Regions from separate parts of the Homo sapiens genome. Here all the other regions are linked to region 1. A link is a loop called in an ENCODE intact Hi-C map of the cell type or tissue named here. Cell type or tissue: PC-3. All regions are shown on one strand. Region 1 has its middle 130 kb from the start of CHIC2. Region 2 has its middle 17 kb from the start of CHIC2. Region 3 has its middle 77 kb from the start of CHIC2.

Region 1 (8,000 bases):
TAAAAGTGTTTTTTTCCTTCCCTGGTTACAACACTAGCATATACTTGTGAAAAATCTGAATAACACAGAAGCGTATAAAACAGAAGATATTAGTGCCTGATATTCTCTCTCATCCTCTGCAATACCTACTGTTAAGAGTTTAAATATACTGGCTGGGCGTGGTGGCTTACCCTTGTAATCCCAGCACTTTGGGAGGTTCTTTATTTGTTAAGGACTTCAAATCCTTTGTTGTGTACAGTGCAAATATTTTTCTTCAACTTGAATATCTTTCAGTCTTCTTTATGGTATCCTCTCTTGAACAGAAGTTTAAAAAATTTTTTTCAGAGTGGTAACATTTATTAGGAAGGAGAGATTTTAGTGAGATCCCCATGTGACACACAGAAGAAACAGAAGGTAACTGTCATTTCTAAACAGGAAGGAGAGGAGGGTCTGGACTCCCAGGGGACAGGTAGTTCAGCTGGACAATGGGGGAGTATGAGATTAGGGTGGATGAAGCCACTGTTCACCACCCCTCCACTGAAGTTCAGTGGCTAAAATATTGTGACACCAGCCAGCCAGTGGAAAGCTGTCCTGCTCTCCGGCAAACATGGGATGTTGTTGGTGGCAGGAAGGAAGAATGTCACGCTATATCTTGCTGCTCCTCCGGGCTACTTTGCCGTTACTAACAGGGCTGAAGGGTCAGGTGGGCCTGCAGGTGTGTGGTTGGCCTGGCTTCGAGGGGTTCTGGTACTGGGGGGGTGGGACGGACTATGAGGGGGATGTGGGCCACTACCAGGACCCTGGTGGGTTACTAGATCCATTCCCATTCTGGCTTTCAGAGGCTGGAGAAGCAGCAGGGGGACGAGTGGTAGGCTGGGAAGCTGTAGGGTTGCTGTTGTTCTGCAGGGTTGCTGTCTTTCTGCACCACCTTGTTGGGCGCCTGCTGGTTGCTATACTCTGAGTTTGGCTCATTGAAGTTAGGAAATCAGAATAAACCATACAGAATTCTCCAGTCTTCTGTAGATCACCCCCATGGCCAGTATACTGTGTCAGACAACCTTTGAAAACTGAAGCGCACCCTTTGTTGAGCCAGACAACGTCCCCAGGCTGGATCAGATTGCCGATGTCATCACAGACGGAGATATTGAGGCTGCCCATTTTGTCTGCCACTTTGCAGGTCTGAACCTTGTGCCCCTCCTTTGTCTTGGCCTGTCTCCAGCACAATAACGATAAGCTTCAGACTCCTGAGCCTGGGCTTGATATCCTTCACAAAGGTCTCCGTCATGCAGGCAGAGCCAACCAAACCATGTTTTTGTTTGTTAGCTTGTTTCTTTTTTTTTTTTTTTTTTTTTTTTTTTTTTTTTGAGATGGTGTCCTCTCTGTCGCCCAGGCTGGAGTACAGTGGCACAATCTCGGCTCACTGCAACCTCCGCCTCCCGAGTTCAAGTGATTCTCCTGCCTCAGCCTCCCAAGTAGCTGGGATTACAAGCGTGCACCACCACACTCCACTAATTTTTGTATTTTTAGTAGAGACGGGGTTTCACCATGATGGCCAGGCTGGTCTCGAACTCCTGACCTCAAGTGATCTGCTTGCCTCGGCCTCCCAAAGTGTAATCTCAAAGTGCTTAGATTAGAGGTGTGAGCCACCACTCCCGGCCTTAAATTTTTATAATGTCAAATTTATCTAGCTTTTATGTGTTTGGGTTTTCATGTTATGCTGGAAAGACTTCTTGTTCATAAATTAACAAGATCAAGAGTTTTGGAATGGAAATTGATTCTAGCATGTGTGGACCATTATGCTGAATTTTGGTGGACACATAAATACCTTTATCAGGCAAGCTATTTTTAAACTCTGTAATTACAATTTAATAGTAGGCCAAATAATGAAAAAAAAGTATTATAGAACTAAGAGCTACATTTAATTAAAAGTGAATATCTTTTTAGGCTGAGGCGGGAGGTTGGATCACTTGAGCCCAGGAGATTGAGGCCAGCCTGGGCAACAGAGCAAGACCTGGTCTCTATAAAAAATTTTAAAATTAGCCAGGTGTGGTGTCACAGGCCTATAGTCCCAGCTACTTAGTAAGCTGAGGCAGGAGGATTGCTTGCTTCCAGGAGTTCAAACTTGTAGTGAACTATGATTGCATCATTGCACTCCAGCCTGTGTGACAGAGCAAGATCCTGTTTCAATAAATAAATAAAGGGGGGATTACATAATAGCACAAGTAACAAAAATTTCCCCCCATAATTGCATTCTTCTGAATAACCACAGTTTATATTTTACTATTTTTCTTTCCAGTCTTTTTTCTAGTCTTGTGTACTTACATATATTTTTTAAACAAAATTTGGTTCATATTCATCTGGAATGGTCTTTTTTCACTGAATATCAGATTGTGAATTTGTGGGAGGACTGAGTAACTGTTGTATACTCCATTACAAAGTCTATGATTGAAATCTAGTAGTATTTGTTAACTAGAGAAAGTCTTTTAAGATGATAAGATATATACCAAACAACCTTCTTTCTTCTTTCTAAAATGGCTCCATCCTTTGATCTTTTATCATCCACACTTATTTTGTTTTAGCGGCTTCTGTACGTAACTGTTGAGCTGTGTTATCTTGGAAAGGTTTCATGTCTACCCACTCCCTTTTCACATTTTTACCATGCCTTTCTTGAAAATCACATTTTAGTGACGCTTCTTAGTGATTTTTTTCTTCTCTCTTTTTTCTTCTTCTCTTTTTTTTTTTTTTTTTTTTTTTTGAGACAAGGTCTTGCTCTGTCACCCAGGCTGGAGTGCAGTGGCACAACCAGAGCTCACTGAAGCCTCAGACTCGTGGGCTCAAGTGATCCTCTTCCCTCAGCCTCCCAAGTAGCTGGGACTACAGGCATACACCAACAATGCCCGGCTAATTTTTCTGTTTTTTTGTAGAGACAGGGTATCACTATGTTGGCCAGGCTGGTCTCAAACTCCTGGCCTCAAGCGATCCTCCTGCTTTGGCCTCCCAAAGTACTGGGATTACAGGCATGAGACACCACGCCTGGCCCTGAGTGCCTTTGCAATGGGACACGGAGACAGCTTTTGCTTTGTGCGGCTTCAAGTTTTGTATAAATCTCAAACTATTCTATGTTCCGTGGATGTGGCCTTCCATCTCATCCCATTTCAGAGATACTCTTCATTCCACTGGATCGCTAACTTCTCCTGAGTGCCTCCTGATATGCTGGTCACACCACTGTCATCCTCCATTTCCTGACAAATCCAACAACTGCTGAGCCAGAACAGCCACGTGAGCTGAATTGTGCCTGGTGGTCACAGTAGAACCACAGATAATGCAGCTAGATGGCGCTCACATCCACACATTTCTGAGGAATTAGGCGGCAATGTTCAAGATGTTTTACATTAGTTCCCAGCCTTGAGTTTACAGTCTTGGGAGAGGAGGACCAGTATACTTAGGCACATGAAATATCTGCAAAGTAATGCTAATATATGCATTTTCCAAATGAAACTAACATAAAATGAGTACAGCATGTTGGTTGCTCCTCTAAGCCCTAAACTGTCCTCCCAGCACCCCTACGACACAGGTACAGTACAATTACATCTTTCCTTTAAGAGGAGGCACTAATAGATTTAGTAGTTTTCCCAAGGCCACAGGGGCAGAGGCATAAGTCAACCCAGGTAGCTCGCTCCAAAGCCACACTTAATCACAATGAACTGGCTCAAGAAAAAGGAGAATAGAATGACATCAAACCAACAGTGGTGACCTGCGGGGAGTCAGGTGTGCTGGGAGACTACACTATTTACTTTCCACACAAAGCTCTGTATTGTTGAAAATTCTGTCCCCAGGCATAAACTGTCATGCTTTTAAATTCAATACTTTTTATAAGAATAATATAAGAGCATAAAATACTACTCAACTGTGGTCAAAGGCTAATTCAGGAATTGTGGGTTTTGAAGCTTGTTTATGGAGGAAGGAGACTCTAAGGATAAGAATTCAAAATAGAAATACAAAATTACATATAAAAGTAAATATTTATGGCCAGGTGCACTGGTTCACACCTGTAATCCCAGCACTTTGGGAGGCCGATGCAGGAGGCTTGCTTGAGCTCAGGAGTTCAAGACCAGTCTGTGCAACATAGTGATACCCCATCTCTACAAAAAAGTTAGAAAAACTAGCTGGGTGTGGGATAGTCCTAGCTAGCTGGGAGGCTGAGGTGGGAGGATCACTTGAGCCCAGGTGTTGGAGGCTACAGTGGGCTATGATTGCACCACTGCTCTCCAGCCTGGGCTGCAGGGGGAGACCCTGTCTCAGAAAAAGAGTGAAAGTTTATTTAGATTGAAATATGAAATCGTAACAAATTACACATTTTTGCTCTTTTTTTTTTTTTTTTTTTTTGAGATAAGATCTCACTGTGTCACCCAGGCTGGAGCACAGTGGCACTATCATGGCTCAATGCAACCTCCACCTCCCAGGCTCAAGTGATCCTCCCACCTCAGCTTCCCAAGTAGCTGGGACCACAGGCACCCACCACCATAACTGGCTGATTTTTGTATTTTTTGTAGAGGCAGGGTTTTGCCATGTTGCCCAGGCTGGTCTCAAACTCCTGAGCTGAAGAGATCCACCCACCTCTGCTTCCATAAGGGCTGAGATTACAGGCGTGAGCCACCGTGCCCGGCCACACATTTTTGAAAAGTGACAAACACCACAAATATAACAAAATCCTGAAAAATGACATAACCTCTACAATATTTTTTCCTATTCTTTGGCTGCATACTTTTCATATGATCATCTCGTCACATAACAACTGTGCAATATCATTTTCATGTAAAGAAGACAAAGCAATTCAAATGCATTTTAAAATGCCATTATGTTGGATAGAGCTACATAATTGTTTAATTGAATTCTCCCTCTGCTGTGTACAATAACTTATGGATGAATATGCTTGGGAGCTTTGTGACAAGAACACTTAGGGTGCTTTGCTGTGATTTTAGTGCTTTTGAATGTTTTTTTGTCTGGTGTTGCCAGGTTTCATCAGGACAAGTTATATCAGATATGCTAAGACTGACTCAATATGTTGGTAGACATAAAATGCAGTTTGGCATGCATAAAAATGATACTTCACAGTTTATAGTATTGCTACAGCTTTGTGCTCTACAAACACGAGAATTCTAATCAATTCTATTTTGCATTGATTTCTACTTTAAAAGTATGATAGTATGGTGCATTATAATTGTATATACCACATTTCTGAGTATTTTCCTGAAGATAATTTCTGTCTTGACTAGACATCAATGAGAACCAAATATTTCACTCATAATTGTGTACAGCTGATGATTGAAAGAACATTCCACAGATTAGCTTCTCATTCTGCACATTTTAACTCTTGCTTCTTCTTCACTCCCACATGCTTCCAGTGTCAGGCATCATAGGAAACATTTAAATCATAATAAGACCCATGATGCCACAGAGCATGCACTGAGCAAGAGGGTTCCTGGAAGCCTAGAATACCCAAGAATAACCAACAATTTCTCGACTCTACATGGAAGTGTGAACCATATATATAGATCCCACTCGACCAAAACAAATAAATCTCCAACTCAACTTCTCCTTAGCTGGATTCCCCAAAATGCTCATGCCTCTCCATCACCACACAACTCCTCAAGGGAAAAGTGACGCAGGGGCAAACAGAGTCAACAGCATCCTTAGCTTATGACAGTTAAAATCTTACTTTTACATTTTTACCAAAAGCATGTGACCATGTGAACCCAAGCAAAGGTGCTTCTGGGATCTTGGAAGTCATTCTTATAACTAGCAGGTCCTAAAGCTTAAGCTCCTTTCTAGAAAATCTACTCTGATTGTGGTGAAGACGACCATTGCAACAAGAGCCACGCTCACGGAGAAAGCAGTGCGTACTGGAGTTGTCAAGAAAAACTTCTTGTAGGAGACAGGCACTGAGCAAGGCCTTAAGTCATTGGTAGGATCCAACAAACAGAGGAATAGGATGGGAGTCTAAGCCACAAAGTTTCTGCATCTGCCAAAAAGTAGATATGCATGTATGTGGATGTAAAACGTGTTTTCCTGCCAATGAAAACATTTTTCCGTCACTGGCTTAGAGCTACCTAATAAGAGCCAATGGCAATACATTTACACATCACTAAAGAATGAGAAGTGAACTTTCTTCCCGGTCCCCTCTCCCCATCACCATCAGCAAATAATCACTCCCAAGCCAAGATTAACCAGAGCTGCAGGCATTTGGCACACATGTGGTCCCCATCCACCTCTTCCAACCTGGGATCCAAAAACCCTGGATTTACACCCCAGGCAAAAGAGAGACTGGCCTGAGACTAAGTCTTCGGTGGTAGATGCAGGAAGCAAAGCCTGGTGGATGCCAGTCCAATCAGCGTGAGGAAGGAAGATTCATGCCCAGTTCTCACCCCTCTTTCGCTTGAATATATTTTGTGCCATTACCTGCAGGAAAGGGGGAAGGGAAGGAATGTTTCCCGCCAGAGGCAGCAGCTGTCCCCTCATTTGGAAGACTCTGAGTTGATTTTGGCCATGTCCTTCTGCCTGTTTCTTTAACATGCTGCATTAAGCCTCAGCTTTGCTCCTCTTGCTCCTGAATTCTGTTTTGAAATATCAGAGAAATGCTCCCAGGAGGACTTTGAATGTGAGCACTCTTTATAGGCTATTTTAAGGAGCTCCCAGCTCAGGCCAGGGTCAGGCAACAACAGCTAAACCCAAACTCATCAGCACCATGGTCTACCCAGGAAAGCACAAAGACTCAAATGTCACTGAGTTCACCACCATTCGTTTAGCACCTACTGTATGCCGGGAGTGCTCTTAGAAATTAGGGTGATAATCCTAAACCAAAAGAACAAAGCTGGAGGCATCATGCTACCTGACTTCAAACTATACTACAAGGTTACAGTAACCAAAACAGCATGGTACTGGTACCAAAACAGAGATATAGACCAATGGAACAGAACAGAGCCCTCAGAAATAATGCTGCATATCTACAACTATCTGATCTTTGACAAACCTGACAAAAACAAGAAATGGGGAAAGGATTCCCCATTTAATAAGTGGTGCTGGGAAAACTGGCTAGCCATATGTAGAAAGCTGAAATTGGATCCCTTCCTTATGCCGTATACAAAAATTAATTGAAGATGGATTAAAGACTTAAATGTTAGACCTAAAACCATAAAAACCCTAGAAGAAAACCTAGGCAATACCATTCAGGACATAGGCATGGACAAGGACTTCATGGCTAAAATACCAAAAGCAATGGCAACAAAAGCCAAAATTGACAAATGGGATCTAATTAAACTAAAGAGCTTCTGCACAGCAAAAGAAACTACCATCAGAGTGAACAGGCAACCTACAGAATGGGAGAAAATTTTTGCAATCTACTCATCTGACAAAGGGCTAATATCCAGAATCTACAATGAACTCAAACACATTTACAAGAAAAAAACAAACAACCCCATCAAAAAGTGGGCAAAGGATATGAACAGACACTTCTCAAAAGAAGACATTTATGCAGGCAACAGACACGTGAACAAATGCTTATCATCACTGGCCATCAGAGAAATGCAAATCAAAACCACAGGGAGATACCATCTCACACCAGTTAGAATGGCGACCATTAAAAAGTCAGGAAACAACAGGTGCTGGAGAGGATGTGGAGAAATAGGAACAATTTTACACTGTTGGTGGGACTGTAAACTAGTTCAACCATTGTGGAAGTTATTGTGGCAATTCCTCTGGGATCTAGAACTAGAAATACCATTTGACCCAGCCATCCCATTACTGGGTATATACCCAAAGGATTATAAATCATGCTGGTATAAAGACACACGCACACGTATGTTTATTGCGGCACTATTCACAATAGCAAAGACTTGGAACCAACCCAAATGTCCAACAATGATAGACTGGATTAAGAAAATGTGGCAGATATACACCATGGAATACTATGCAGCCATAAAAAATGATGAGTTCATGTCCTTTGTAGGGACATGGATGAAGCT
Region 2 (8,000 bases), 150 kb after region 1:
GTTAGGTCTCTATAACTTCATTTCTATAGCAGCCCTCCTGCCACCCGGCTGCCAACTGTGAGGACCTGTTGTTCAAGGGCGTATCACTTGAGCAGGTGAGCATTCTTATTAGTATCACAGAGCAGCTATCATTCACAATTACAGCATGAATGTTGACTAAATCAGAGACCATTCAAACCCACCTACACCCTGTGACATCAGCATGTGGTTCTATTCTGCCCTGCCTGATTTTAGATGCTTTAGGAATGATGTAACTTGGCAAAGAAATCCTAAGTCAAAATTTTTTTGATGATAATCTCAGATCAACTGAGAATGATGCCAATCAACCCATGAATGTAATGTGTCTCACATGTGGGATTCTATAATTAGTGCTTACTAATAGAGGTTTCTTCAAGTTACTGAAATGAGTTTACAAACTTTAGGTAGCTCAGGACCCTACCCTCATGTATATGTGAGATTTCATTTTTATAAATGCCACTGTCAAAGGGTCAGATGTTGCTTTTTATTCTCGTTGCTAGGATGGTCAAAATCAACATTTTGATGGTTGTGTTGAACAGAGCAGTCCAGTCAGATTTAATCCAGTCATATTAGGATCATGCCATTAGAGAACAGTTCCACAATCTTTTCTAATTCCTCTTTTGTTTCTGGATCATAATTAAAATAATATAGGAACAACCTTATTAATAAAGCTTGAATTAGTTTGTCTGTATTGAGCTGGCCTTTCATTTTTCTGTCATACAACCTTAAAAGATCTCTCATGATTTATTTATTTATTTATTGTTTTGAGACAGAGTCTGTCTCTGTCCCCAGGGCTGGAGTGCAGTGACACGATCTTGGCTTACTGCAACCTCCGCCTCCTGGGTTCAAGCGATTATCTGGCCTCAGCCTCCCAAGTAGCTGGGATTACAGGCATGCACTACCACACCCCGTTAATTTTGTATTTTTAGTAGAGATGGGGTTTCGCCATGTTGGCCAGGCTGGTCTCAAACTCCTGACCTCAAGTGATCTGCCCACCTTGGCCTCCCAAAGTGCTGGGATTACATAAGTGAGCCACCGTTCCCGGCCTCTCTTATGATTTGTTAACTATTATCTTTATGTTTTCCTACATGACATTAAATTATACAATCTTTGAAATTTTACTATATACTTTCTTTTCCATGTTAGTGTTAAAACTTCCCCTTACAGAGCCGGGTGCGGTGGCTCATGGCTGTAATCCTAGCAATTTGGGAGGCTGAGGCAGGCAGATCACTTGAGGTCAGGAGTTCGAGACCAGCCTAGCCAACATGGTGAAACCCCGCCTCTACTAAAAATATAAAAATTAGGCAGGCATGGTGGTGGGTGCCTGTAATCCCAGCTACTCAGGAGGCTGAGGCAGGAGAATTGCTTGAACCTGGAAGGCAGAGGTTGCAGTGAGCTGAGATTGCGCCACTGCACACTCGAGCCTAGGTGACAGAGACTCCATTTAAAGCAAACAAAGAAACAACAACAACAACAAAACTTCCCCTTCCAGAAAACTTTTATCCTTTCAGACTTAAGCTAAAGTCTGAAACCACAAAACTCCTAGAACAAAAAATAGGGGAAAATTTCCTTGACGTTGTTATTGGCAATGATTTTTTTTGGATGTGATACCAAAAGTACAGGCAATAGAAACAAAAATAAAGAAGTAGTACACTGCATCAAATCAAAAAGCTTCTGCACAGCAAAGAAAACAAGCAACAAATGAAAAGAAAACCCACAGAATAGAAGAAAATATTTAGAAACCACGTATCAGAGAAGGGGTTAGTATTTAATATAGAAAAAGAAGTCATACAACTCAATAGTGAAAGACAAAAAACCTGATTTAAAGATAGGCAAAGGACCAGAATAGACATTTTTTCAAAGAAGATGTACCAATGTCCAGCAGGTATATAAAAGGTCCTCAGCATTACTAATCATCAGGTAAGTGCAAATCAAAACCACAATGGGATATCACTTCACACCTGTTAGAATGGCAATTATTAATATTTTCATCCCTGAGAGGTCTCAGAAATAAAAAAAAACAAATTAAAAAATAAAAATTTTTTAAAATAGAATGGCTATTATCCAAAAGATAAAAGATGAGTGTCTGCAAGGGTATGGAGAAAGGGAACCCTTATACACTGTTGGAGGAAATGTAACTTGGTATAGCCATTATGAAAAACAGTACGGCAGTTCCTCAAAAAATTAAAAATAGAACTCCTATATGATCCAGCAATCCCACTTCTGGGTATGTAGTCAAACAAAATGAAATCGGTATCTCAAAGAGATATCTGCATTCTCATGTTTATTGCATGTTATGATATCAACTTAAGTATTCATCCACAGTTAATGGATAAAGAAAATTTGGTATATATATATACATATATATATGTGTATATATGTGTATATGTATGTGTATATATATATGTGTATATATATGTGTATATATATGTGTATATATATATATATTCAGCCATTAAAAAAAAGAAAATTCTACCATTTGTGACAATGAGGACATTATGCTAAGTGAAATAAGACAGACAAAGAAAGACAAATGCTATATAATCTCACTTATAGGTGGAATCTAAAAAAATTGAACTCACAGAGGCAGAAAGTAGAATAGTGGTTTCCAGGAGCTGAGGCAGGGGTTTGGGGTGCAGGGTAAGGGGAAGAGATGGGAAGATGTTGGTTAAGGGTACAAACTTTCTGTTGAAAGATTAAAGAGCACTGGGGTCTCGGCTGGGTGCAGTGGCTCATGCCTATAATCCCAGCACTTTGGAAGGCTGAGGCAGGTGGATCATCTGAAATCAAGAGTTCAAGACCAACCTGAGCAACATGGTGAAACCCCATCTCTACTAAAATACAAAAAATTAGCTGGGCGTGGTGGCACACACCTGTAGTCTCAGCTACTTGGGAAGCTGAGGTATGAGAATTGCTTGAACCCAGGAGGTGGAGGCCGAGATCGCACCACTGGACTCCAGCTTGGGCTACAGAGTGAGACTCTGTCTCAAAAAAAAAAAAAAAAGTACTGGGGTCTCTAATGTACAGCATGGTGACAATGGTTAATACTGCATTGTATACTTGAAATTTACTGTGAGAGTAGATCTTAAGTATTCTCACCACACATGGTAACTATGTCAGATAATGGATGTGCTAATTAGCTTGATTGTGGTAATCATTTCACAATGTGTGTGTGTATATATATATATATATATATATATATATATATATATATATATAAAATCATCACACATATACCTTAAATATATACAATTTTTATTTGTCAATTAAATATATACAAATTTTATTTGATTAATATCTCAAAAAGCTGGGGAAAAAAAAGACTTAGGTCTGAATCCAGATTCCACTGCCTATAAATTAAGACCTTGGGCAAATTAGTCCTTTATTTGTTTCTTTTCTTTTTTCAGAGACAGGGTCTCACTATGTTACCCAGGCTGGCCTTGAACTCCTGAGCTGAAGGGATCCTCCTGCCTTAGCCTCCCAAGTAGCTAGGACTACAGGCACACACCACTGTGCCTGGCTTCAAATTACTTCTTTGAATCTTTGTTTTCTAGTCTATAAGATGGGCATGATACCCTTCTTAATCTTTATTGTGATAGTTAAATGTAATAACATTACAAAATGCTTAGTAGAGTGTCTGGCATGGCAGACACTTGATGAATGATACTTATTATCGCTATTATTCTCATCATCTAAGATACTTCAATTTGATGTAGTCAAATATTCTATTCTACTTATCTACCTCTCTAAGTGAGGGCTACTCTGTAACATACTGCTATGGAAAGATCAGGAATCTGCCCTAGACATGTATAAATAAGTACTTTATGCCCAAATGAGTATAAATTTTACCTCTGGTATAATTTCTATGGGGAGATAAAACTTTAATTGCCATATAGGAAACCACTGGTGAATTTGGGATGATTTGATGTGCTTGTTTTGGGTTGCTTGTTGCTGTTGTTGTTGTTGTTGTTGTTTTTAGAGATGAGGTCTCACTATGTTGCCCAAGATGGTCTCGAACTCCTGGTCTTAAGTGAGCCTCCTGCCTTGCCCTCCCAAAGTGCTGGGATTATAGGTGTGAGCCATAGCACCCAGCCTAAGTTTTTACCATTGGGAAGCAAATGTTTTGTGGAGAAGCCATAGTTTTGAATAGCAATTTAAAGATGAAAAATAGATGATAGAGGTGGAGAAAGGTGTCAATGGGAAACCCCACATATGGTAAGATAACTATGTGTGCCATGGACCACAAACAGGCTAGCCTGGTCGAAGCAAAAAGGTTGATCCCGAACATAATGGGATGAGGGCATTAGATAGGTAAGGAAGTGACTGATGGAAAATCAAGAGTGATAGCTGATGATGAATGGTGATACTGTATATGATTTTGTGCATTGATATACCATTTTTCCTTTCTTTTTCCATCTACATGGATCTCAAAAATGAGCAATCTTCTCTCTGGAGGTGGATAAGACAGAACATTTTGCAAGCCCTTTAAGTCCTTCAGGAAACACAAACATCCTGTGATCTGTCACTCAGGATTCTGACTCAGACTGGGAATCTGAGCAATGCTCATGGCAATAAGCCAGGACCAGGCCCTAAACATCTGGCTGCTCCACTGTATGGATCTTTGGCATGTTAAATGTCAACAGACCTTGTGGATATAAAGTTGACTCAGTCAGAAAACATCTACGGTCTACATGGAAAAGAAAGTCTTTTGGAAAGAAAAGAAGGCAGGGTGTCTGAACCCTCCATCAGGATTTCCCTACTCCACTCTATTTCTATTAGATGAGAGGGATGAGGAAAGAGTACTCAGCCACCTTTTCAAGTCATCTGGTGGTCAGGGCTATTTGTAACTCTAATCTCATATTCATACCAGTCGTTTCTAAATCCAATCCCATATTTACACCAACCTGTCTTACAACCTTAATTTGGTTTCCCAGGTGTATTCCAGTTCCACTGTCAAATAGTAAGTACTGGATTATCCCTAGATAGACTCACCAAAAGATTATACAAGTCCTTAGAGGAGGGAAGTGAGACTGTAGAAGAGACTCAGCATCCAACAAATATATCACATAATATATTCAAACTACTCTAAGTACTACACCAAAACAATGACTTTCCTGACCACCATCCTAACCATGACACCAACCCTGGGTAATTTCATCTCATCATATTGCTTCAAATATTATATATGCTTTAAATAATATAGGCTGATGCCATTTTTATTTCTACTCTCACTTTCTTTTTTCTTTCTTTCTTTTTTTTTTTTTTTTTTTTTTTTTGAGACTGAGTCTTGCTCTATTGCCCAGGCTGGAGTGATCTCGGCTCACTGCAACCTCTGCCTCCCGGGTTTAAGCGATTCTCCTGCCTCAGCCAGCCAAGTAGCTGGGATTACAGGGATGTGCCACCTCACCCAGCTAATTTTGTATTTTTAGTAGAGACGGGGTTTCACTATGTTGGTCAGGCTGGTCTCGAACTCCTGACCTCAGGTGATCCACCCACCTCAGCCTCCCAAAGTGCTGGGATTACAGGCATGAGCCACCACGCCCAACTCCAATCTCAATTTCTGTTAAATTCAGATCCATATTTCCAACTGCTACTCTACATCAAAAATTTCCTCTTGGCTATTCTTATAGCACTTAAAACTCAAAATGTTTACAACCAATTTATCTTTTTTCTGTTCCATTCACTCTATCTACAGTCTCATCTGAAACAACAAAAAACTGCTTATCTTTCATCTGTAACCACTATATTTGTTAACACAATCATATTCAATACAGACACCTGAGCTAGAAACCCAAGTCCCCACTGACCCATTTGTCTTTCTGTACCCCTGTCCTATCTAATTAGTAACCAAGGCTCATTGGTGCTACCTTCCAAATTACTCTTGAATTTATTCTCTCCTCTCCATTCCCACCACTACTGATTAATGTGACACTTATCATTTCAAGTCTGGACTTTGGTACTGGACACTAACTGTCTCTGGTTTCTCTCTCTTCCAATCCCATCCTTTACAATGATTACAATATAATCATTTCAATTTTCTGCTTAGCATCCTTCAAAGACCATTCATCTTACTACAGAGGCCTTCATACTTCTTCACCTGCCACTCACACTCTTTGCTTTCTGCCACTAAGCAGCCCTTCCTGCTTCTGTCTCCTGCATGCAGCTTAATGCATATCCATCCTCTGGGCCTGTGCTCACTCTTGAAACTTTGGCCTAGAAGTCTCTTCTCCTGCTGTTGTTTTTACTCTGAGCATCTCCTAGAAATAGTTCAAGCCTCAGTCTCAGAGTCCATGATGCCAGCAGGAAGAAAGAACAGATCTCTCCTCCATGGTTCCACAGTTGTTGCATGCCACTATCACACACTTACTTGAATTCATTGATGGCTATGGTTAGGTGAGCCACTGTGCCCAGCCCGGGGTCTAGTCATCTTTGTAGCCCTAGTACCTAACATATGTAGGCACTCAGTAAATAATGGTGAATTAAACTAAATTGAATTTTAATAGCAACTGTCTCCTATTTCCAGAAGTTCCTCTAACAATATGATGCAGGCCTTATATTTAAAAGTAGCCATTATTCTGATAAGTTTTATATTTTGTTGACAGCTAAGTACACTAAGAGTCCTGTCTGGATAAGGGTCATTCTTTGGCCAATTTAAATGGAATTGTGATTATATTAGGCCCATATTGTTTGGAATCTAACTAACTTGTCTGATCTCAGAAAAATTACAAAAAAAAAAGAAAACACAGGTAAAAACCCCTCTCAAGGACAGCAATGACATAGTTAACTTTGGCTACCAATGCACCTTCTACATTCATAATTATTGTCACTGATGCTTTAGAGCACCCAGAATAGTGAAATAGTGTATAACTGAGACCTATTAAATTCTAACAGGCTAAGCACAGTGGCTTACACCTGTAATCCCAGTACGTTGGGAGGCCAGGGCAGACAGGTCACTTGAGGCCAGGAGTTTGAGACCAACCTGGCCAACATGGTAAAACCCCAGAAAGCAAAAAATTAGAGTATACTCAAAAAAGTATAAAAAATTAGTCAGGCGTGGTGGTGTATACCTGCAATCTCAGCTACTCGGGAGGCTGACACATGAGAACCACTTGAACTCAGGAGGCGAAGGTTGCAATGAGCCAAGGTTTCACCACTAAACTCCAGCCTGGGAGACACAGCCTTGCTCTGTCTCAAAAAAAAAAAAAAAAAAAAAATCAAACAGGTAGCATAGAGACAAAATCTGTGAAAAGCTAAACACTGAATTGATATAAATAAAGTGTTCTACTCCTTATCTCAAAATGTTAAAGTGCTATATTTTCCCCACTCACATAAAAAAGTAACAATTTATGTCATTCAAATGATAAAGAAATAACTCATTTATTTTATTAAATATGAATGTCCTTAAGGAACAAGTATTATCTTTAAAAACCTGTTCAGAATTGGTAATTTTATATTTACATCTATCTTCTGAATTATATTACCTTTTTACCACTTTTGTAGGTTACTATGATAAATTCTTGCCTTAACAACAGCTATTGATTTTAATTATTGAGATACCAATGATCTCGTAGGGGGATGCCAATTATTACGAAGTATCTGTGGAAGACAATGGTGCTGTGTATGCATACAGAATTAGGGACACTGTCTTGCTCAATCAATTTTCAGTCAATGAGCTCATCAGCTAAATCTGATGGACTGACAGAGAATCCAAACAGAGTAATACAATGACTAAGACAGTAGTTGGTTTGCCCAGAGCAGTCAGATGAGGAAGGGCATCGAGCCAAGTCCAGAGACTCAGGGCAGACTCCAAATGAGCTCTAGCTAACAACAAGACAATATCTCTTGTTTTCAACCCTGTGTAAATTATAAAAACAAGAGGATGTGGCCATTATGGTGTGTTTCCCAAAAACTGTTCATGTAGCTGTGATGTGAGCAGCTAAAGAATTCCACAGGCCGACAGTGGAGGGAGAACCTTAGCCCTA
Region 3 (8,000 bases), 56 kb after region 1:
GAAAATGTCAGTACAGGTTCATCTTTTTTTGTTGCAATTCTGAAATCTCAAAGTCGAAATCTTAAAATCCAAAGTTTTGTTTTTTAAAAATTTAGTGCCTAACTTATACAGCAAAACGTGCCCTACACCAACATGAGGCTATCCATCCTACTTAATATGAATATTCATACATTTTCCTGAAGACACGCTGATGTGCTGGATTACAGAAAACTTTCCAGGACCTCCATGGAGGTGTATATACACCATGAAGCTTTTCTACAGTCTGAAGAATTCTAAGTTACAAAACAAATCTGGTCTCAAGGGTTCTGGATAACAAGTTTTATGAATCCCTAATAATAGTCATTAATTACTGGGCATTTGCTTTGCACCACATATTGTCCTACAATTTTAGATGCATTTTCATAACTTTGATTTGACACATTCCACTCTGACCTCACCTGCTATCTTTCCAGCTCACTAATTCTATTACCCCAATTCCAAACCTTTTAAACCAAGGGTCTCTCCACCATTGGTCCTTCTCCCACTTCACACTTGAGGTCCTATCTTCTCTTTATAATTACCTGACTTAAATGCTTTGGTCAATTATTATGCTGTAAATACTCACTTCAGAATCCCTCAAATCCCTTGCCCTTCTCTGGCTTTGACTTATTTGTTTAGCAAAACACAACCCTAGTGAAACCCACCTCTTTCCCTGCACTGGAATGGTTGAATATGTCTGGTGAAAACCATGCTGACTGATCTCGTTTTGAGTTCATAGTCATTAACCCTTAACTGGGCCCTTAATGCTGCCTGGCATTCATAGCCAGGCATGAGGTTCACAGCAGGATGAGGTTCCCCTCATCCATTCACTCTCCTGTTCTCCTAGAGAACAAGCTCATACTTCCTTCTTCCCCTCAAGAATACTCCTTTCCCCACTTACTCTTAGGTGATTACTATGCTACCTATTTCTCTAAGAAAAGTGAGAGAAGCAGAAGAAAACCTCCACAGACTCCCACAACCACATACTCTCCTACCAGTCACTGTACCCACACTCTCAGCCTTCCTGCCTAGTCCCTATGAAAACTCCCCATGAGTCCCTGGCACCAACCCCTCTCATACTCAAGCACATTCTCCTCTTTCCTGCATCGTCAATTTTCACCCAATCATTCACAGAGTTAGATCAACAACACAAACCTCCCATAGCCACCCACCCACATCAGCAATCTGTTAAATGATTAGTTAGACGGGCTCCCCCATTTCACACCAAGCTCTGACAATAGCCTCAAGGTCCTATACAACCTGATCTGCAGTTACTTCACTTCTGCCTCTCCAACCACTCTGTCTTCTTTGATCTTTGCTGTCAAACATGCCTGACATACTCCTGTCCTCTGGCCTTTGTAATGGCTCTTCCCTTTGCCTTGAATCTGCTGCCTCTAGATATCCACATGGCTTACTCCCTCACCAGCTTCACATCTTTGCTCATGTTATCTTCTCAATGGAGGCTACCCTGTCTCCCCTATACAAAATTGTAACCCACTACCAGCCTCCCATATCCCCCAACCCTGTCTTTGGAACCCTTACCCTGCACTGCTATTTTCTTAGCACACAGAACTTCTAACATATTAATATATTTTCTTATGGTTATGGTGTTTTATTTGCTTCCCATCCCCCTCCCCTCACTAGACTGTACATGCCACAAAGGATCTGTATTCTGTTCACTGACATATCCCAAACACCTGGAACAATGCCTGACACATAGTAGGCATTCAGTCCATGCAGAATGAATGTCATAGTTTAAATTTCACAAAAATCTAATGTGTTAGGTTTTATATTATCTTTATTTTATATATGAAGAAACAGACTAAGTTTTAAAAATAGGCCCATGGTCAAGTTACAAGAAAGGGAGACAGCCAGGAGCCCAGTCTTCCTGATTCCACAGTCTACTTGCTAAATGGCCAGGCCATGTGGCCTCCCTACAGTGCGCTTGCCTCAAGGTTTGGAATAAACATGTTGAACTGCATCTACCGTCAATAAACCATCATCAAATGCCACAGAAGTTTATTGTGTCCTCTTGGGGTACATGACAGCTTGGTAGTTTTGATCTAACATCAAATTCTACTCAATTTACTTCCTGACTCCAGAAGATAACAGGTCCAAAAGCTCATCTATTCTAGGCCAAAGAGGTTGGTTTCATTCATGTATCTTTTTTTTTTTTTTTTTTTTGAGACAGAGTCTCACTCTGTTGCCCAGGCTGTGTGCAGTGGCACGACCTCAGCTCACTGCAACCTCTGCCTCAGTCTCCTGAGTAGCTGGGATTACAGCAGTGCACCATCATGCCTGGCTAATTTTTGTATTTTTAGTAGAGACGGATTTTCACTATGTTGGCCAGGCTTGTCTCAAACTCTTGACCTCAAGTGATCCACCCCTGCCTCAGCCTCCTAAAGTGCTGGCCAGGCTGGTCTAGAACTCCTGACCTCAAGTGATCCGCCTTGAGGTCACTTGGCCTCCCAAAGTGCTGGGATTACAGGGGTGAGCCACTGCGCCTGGCCATTTATCCACTGATTCATTCATTTATTGAGCACCGACATGCTGAGGGTATCCTGTAGATGGTTGATTTGGATGCAGTCAGTAAACCAAATTTCTCTTCTTGAAACTACCATGAAGGAAAAAATGCCCACATCATTTTTGGAACTAAATCCACAGATGAAAAATCATCTTTTCTCTAACTGCATCAGAACTAATGCTACTCCCTCCAGCTCAGGAAGAGCCTCCTATCCCAGCCCCTGTGCTAGGGCCTCCATTCCAGTGGAAGTAAATGTGAGCTACATGACTGATAGTTTACTACTTCTGAATAGCTTTGTACTGGAATTTGGAAGGAATGTGTATAGTGCTCAATATGAAGCTCAGTTTGGCTTCAGGGACCATTTTAATTAAATTAATTATCTCTAAAAGAAACACTTAGAGTTGTTTAAGCCTAAACAATAGGTACTTGTTCTCATTTCTAATAGGAGTCACATTGTTCAGAGAGTTCTCTTGGTGAGCTGAGGACAATGTTACCACCAGCTATTTAAGGAAGACCTTCCCCTTCTTGCCCCATGCCTTCCCTCTCACACACAGGAGAGAGGCTTTCAGAGAAGTGGGATGGAGGGCCTGGCACATTAATGTACCAAATCTACAAATGCACTCCACTGCTTTCTTTTTTGTTGTTTTTTGATTTTTTTGTTTTGTTTTGTTTTACAGCCAGAGGTCTTTTATTTTATTTTATTTTATTTTATTTTATTTTATTTTATTTTATTTTATTAACACCTATGATGCCATGAATTCACAGGGAATAGGTTCCAGCAGCTCAGGCTCCTTCCCACAAGCTTTCACAAAGTGCGCTTCTCTGGGTGGAGCAGGCTGGTGCTTCACTTGAACCCAGGTACCTTCCTCTTTGGCTTCTTTCTTTTTCTGATCATTTTCCTTCACACATTTCAGGAAGCTATCTCGGCTCTTACAGTGCTTAATGTGCTCAATATGCACATTAATTCTCTTGGCAAGAATCTTACCCTTGTTTACAACAATGCCAACAGCATGCTGGGGAACACTGTAGACTTTCAGTTTTGCCATGGTAACACTTGTGGGGCATTCCTTTTTGAACAGTATCCATTCCGTTGATGTGTACCATATCACCTTTCTTATAGATTCGCATATTTGTAACCAAAGGAACAAGTCCATGTTTTCTAAAAGGCCTAGAGAATGTATACCGGTGCCTCTCCTCTTCCCCCTTTGTGTTCATCATTGTGGCAAATTACTGGAAGGTGGCAGTTTTGGCCGAAAGGAAGGACTGCTTCCTTAACTTTCCTAACTCATATGTGTCTTGTGTTTGTTTCTGTTGTGGATTCTTAGTCACATGGCCTTGTTCTGTATGGTCTGCATTTTCAGGAAAAGCATCCCAGCCTAAGTGGCCCTTGTACCCGTGAAGAAATAGGCAGTGTCACTTTTACTTTGTGTTCTCCTTTCCTCCACCATTTCCTCCTAGTGTGTCCTTGTTTTCAGAAACACTAGACTGATTTTTAAAAATAATATTGTATACTCCGCCTCATTGCAAGAAGACTCAATCTGGCTTCTTCGCTCCATTCTTTTTTTTTTTTTTTTTTTTTGAGACAGAGTTCACTTTCTCGCCCAGGCTGGAGTGAAGTGGCGCAATCTTGGCTCACTGCGACCTCCGCCCCACAAGTTCAAGTGATTCTCCTGCCTCAACCTCCCGGGTAGCTGTGATTATAGGTGCCCACCACCACGCCTGGCTAATTTTTGTATTCTTAATAGAGACGGAGTTTCTCCATGTTGGCCAGGCTGGTCTCGAACTCCTGACCTCAGGTGATCCACCTGCCTCAGCCTCCCAAAGTGCTGGGATTACAGGTATGAGCCACTGCCCCTGGCCTCTTCCTTCCATTCTATCTGTTCTTTTTATTATTGCAGTACAAAGAAGTAAAATGATATCTCCCTCTCATCTTCTGCTCCTCACAGTCAGCCATGCCCCCACAACCTTGTCATCACTAGGAAAAGGAGTGTAGGAGGGCTCTCTTCACCCCCGACATTCACTTTTCAGAGCTGTGTGTTATTTTTAAGGATGCATCATGGCTTTGTGGGAAAGCCTTAGTGTGTGTGTGTGTATGTGTGTGTGTGTATGTATGTGTGTGTGTGTGTGTGTGTGTGTAATTCCAGTCAAAGGTAAGAGTGTTTAAAGCTTTTCTGTGTTGTGCTAAGCCCTTCTCCCTGAGTCTTCTCTCTTAGATACAGTGTGATTCATCTAACTCCAGTGACTAATGGCCATGCCAAGTACAGGGTGTTGGTCTCTGTTCTTTGGTCTCTCTCTCAGTGACTGAAGAGTGGACAAGGCACACAAAAGAGAGCTCTAAAGGCAGTCAATCAATACTGCAGACTGACTGACAATGGCAGTATTAAGTGCCATAGTGGTTGGGTTTACTGGAATGAGTGCAAAATAAGGACCAGAGCTGGCCAAATTAGCTTTACATAATAACACTAGGCAATTGGTATTGGAAGAGATGGCTAAAGCCCAGGCCACAGGATAAGCAGGTCCCTTCCAGCTTTGACTATAGTTTTGGTGTTTGTTTTTTTGTTTTGTTTTGTTTTTGTTTTTTTGTGAGACAGGGTCTCTATCTCCCAGGCTGGAGTGCAGTGGTATGATCCTGGCTCACTGCAGCCTTGACTTCCTGGGCTCAAGCAATCCTCCCACTCAGCATCCCAAATAGCTGGGACTACAAGCAGGCCACCACGGCTGGCTAATTTTTGTATTTTCTGTAGAGACAGGGTTTTGTCATGTTTTCCAGGCTGGTCTCGAACTCCTGAGCTCAAGTGATTTGCCTGCCTCAGCCTCCCAAAGTGCTGAGATTACAGGTGTGAGCCACCGTGCTCAGCCTTCACCTTTAACTATCTGTAGTTATTTAGCAAGTAGGACTTGGTCTGCAGCACAGCGGTAATTCCACTACTCTTTAACTAAAGTAAGAAGTAACAATGACACTCAGAATTATTTTTAATTTACTTTTGGTATATTCTAATTCATTAATGAGCAAACAACTGAAAAAAGAAGAAAAACATGTTAATCTTCCATCGTTATTGGAAAAAAACAGCTTTGTTGTAACTAAAATTTCATGTATTATTAATTTGAGACAAGGTCTCACTTTGTCACTGAGGCTGGAGTGCATGGAGTGCAGTGGTGTGATCATGGCTCACTGCAGCCTCAAACTCTTGGGTTCAAGCAATCCTCCCGCTTCAGCCTCTAAAATAACTAGAACTACAGGTATGCACCGCCATGCCAGGCTAATTTTTTAAATTATTTTTTGTAGAGACAGGGTCTTCCTATGTTGCCCAGGCTGGTCTCAAACTCCTGGCCTCAAATGATCCTCCCACGTCAGCCTTCCAACATGCTGGAATTATACTCAGCCTCATGACTAATTGTTAATGTCTGTTTTTTTTCTTTCTTTCTCTAGAATGACCCAACCCATTTGACAAAAACATTGTTTTGAATGCATAGTCAAATTCCAAATCATATCAACATCGTTTACAGATAACAATCAAGTGGGTAGGCCAAATCCAAATAACCAATTTTTAAAGTTTTTCTAGTATGCCTTGGTACCATGTATTTTGTATCTTAACAATATTGACCTCTACAGGTACGGAAGCAGAGACCTAGTAAAAATTAATGGCAAAAGTCAGTGTGTTAACAGATTAGATTGCGGCAACCCTTAATCATGAACTGCTAAACTTTAGACCATGAGCTACCTGTTTCCTAAGATCATTTTAGTGTACAGAAGAATTTCCATATTTGAAAACAAATTTTGAAAATGGGGGAAAAAGTGAGGTAAACGAGGGTATTAATCATACTCTGCTTTCCATGTTCTAATGCTTAGTAAATTTACTTGGCACACACACATTCTTACATTAGGAAATACATTTAAGTGAGTCTAAGTTTCATCGTTTCACTCACTGAAAAAAAAAAATCTACTTTATACAATTTGGAGAAAGGAAAAGATTATTCTGTAGTTGGAAAGGCAAGTATTATACTCTTAGGCTACCCTCTTAACTCTGCTTTGGACAAACACAATAAAGGATAAAAATGTTTATGCTGCTTTTCTTCCCTGTGTTTTCCCCATAGGACAGTCTGTATGTGGTCTAAAATCATGACCTATCAGAGACTTACATATTTTTAAAGTAGACTGGAGCCTCAGTGTCATCTCTCTTCATCATGATACTGTATTATTACCTTTTATCAGCCACATCAGGGAAGTATACTTGTTCATTTAAATCAAGGGTCAAACCAAATACTCACATGTGTGGGAGGAGTTCTTTTCATAACATGACAATGTCTCTATCTTTTGTTTTGGCCTGTATTGATGATTTAATGATGAACTTCCTCCCTGATGTTTATTCAAAGACATTGTTATCCTTCTTTTCATTCTAAGGGATTTGGGGGCTATTATTTTTTAGCAGTGGCTGGTATAGGTGAAAGCAGTGACAAAGCTTCTCAAAGCAAGGAATAAGGCAGTGAAGCCACGGACACATAGAGCCATGGGAGAAACAAGGCCATGGGAGAAACATGACTTTCCTCAGGTTAAAGTCGTGGGGTTAAAACCCTTTTATATTAAAACAAGTATGATTATAAAATGTACTTATTGAACAAACATTTATGGTGCATTTATCATGTGTCAGGCAATATTCTTGATTCTGGAAATATACTGGTGAAAGTTAAGGTGGCCAGACACGGCACCCAATTTCATGGAGCTGGTATTCTAACAGAGAATGACAAAAATATGAATAAGAAATTCAGATAGTGAAAAGTGTAATGAAGAAAATATACAATGTCACAGTGACAGCGCAGAAGAGCTCATTCAGACTGGCAGGTTGGGAAAAGTTTCACTGAAGAAGGGACATTTGAGCTGAGACCTGAAATCCTAAGAGGAGGGGGTCATTCTAGGCAGAGACAACAATGAATAAACAACCCCACGGGAAAACTAACTTTGCCTTTCTGAGTAACCGAAAAAGACAATGCAGTCAGACTGGAGTGGGTGGAACACTGATGATAAGAAATGATGTCAAAAGGCAGGCAATGGCCAGACTGTGTAGAACACTGGAAGAACAGCTAAAGAGGCAATTGCAATTCAGGTAAGAACTGATAGAAGATAATGGAAACTTAGAAAAAAGGAAAAGCGATGGATATGAAGGAAAAATTAATGTACTGCAGGTGTATTTTTGAAGTAGATTATGAGATTATGGGAAATGGAGGAGAAATGACAGCTCCTGGGTTTTTGTCTGAGTGAAATATATGAGTGAGAGGAGAAGGACCATATAGTGAGATGAGGAAGAATGAAAAAAAGAACCAATTTCACAGGGAGAAAGTCAAGAGTACTGTTTTAGCCATTTTAAGTATGAAACACCTTTTTATTATTCAAGTAGCGAATGGTCAAGTGGGCGTTTAGGTATCTAAAGTTATAGCTCAGTGGAAAGGTCAGAACTGGCAA

What was found. Hi-C counts contacts between places; a loop is a spot of excess contacts. Peaks named below come from ENCODE experiments on the same cell type or tissue, not always from the same donor. Only the 100,000 strongest peaks of a DNase experiment are listed, where the experiment ranks them.
Region 2: it touches region 1 in a loop (5-fold over the local background); 6 of 110 quality-filtered maps call a loop at or near these places.
Region 3: it touches region 1 in a loop (2.3-fold over the local background); 6 of 110 quality-filtered maps call a loop at or near these places.

Annotation. Positions count from the first base shown.
Region 1 is chr4:53,926,875-53,934,874 of GRCh38, forward strand. It overlaps the pseudogene LOC100129728. Among named protein-coding and RNA genes, the nearest start is that of CHIC2, 130 kb to the right of the region's middle. RefSeq lists a silencer at 3,213-3,377. In PC-3, a CTCF peak has its summit at 3,316; DNase peaks (open chromatin) are centred at 3,297 and 3,747; H3K27ac peaks cover 1,842 bases.
Region 2 is chr4:54,077,750-54,085,749 of GRCh38, forward strand. It overlaps a transcript of CHIC2 not described here. Among named protein-coding and RNA genes, the nearest start is that of CHIC2, 17 kb to the left of the region's middle. In PC-3, no CTCF peak of the experiment used is centred here; DNase peaks (open chromatin) are centred at 192, 4,602 and 7,742; H3K4me3 peaks cover 428 bases; H3K27ac peaks cover 1,134 bases.
Region 3 is chr4:53,983,299-53,991,298 of GRCh38, forward strand. It overlaps the pseudogene RPL21P44. Among named protein-coding and RNA genes, the nearest start is that of CHIC2, 77 kb to the right of the region's middle. In PC-3, no CTCF peak of the experiment used is centred here; a DNase peak (open chromatin) is centred at 4,793.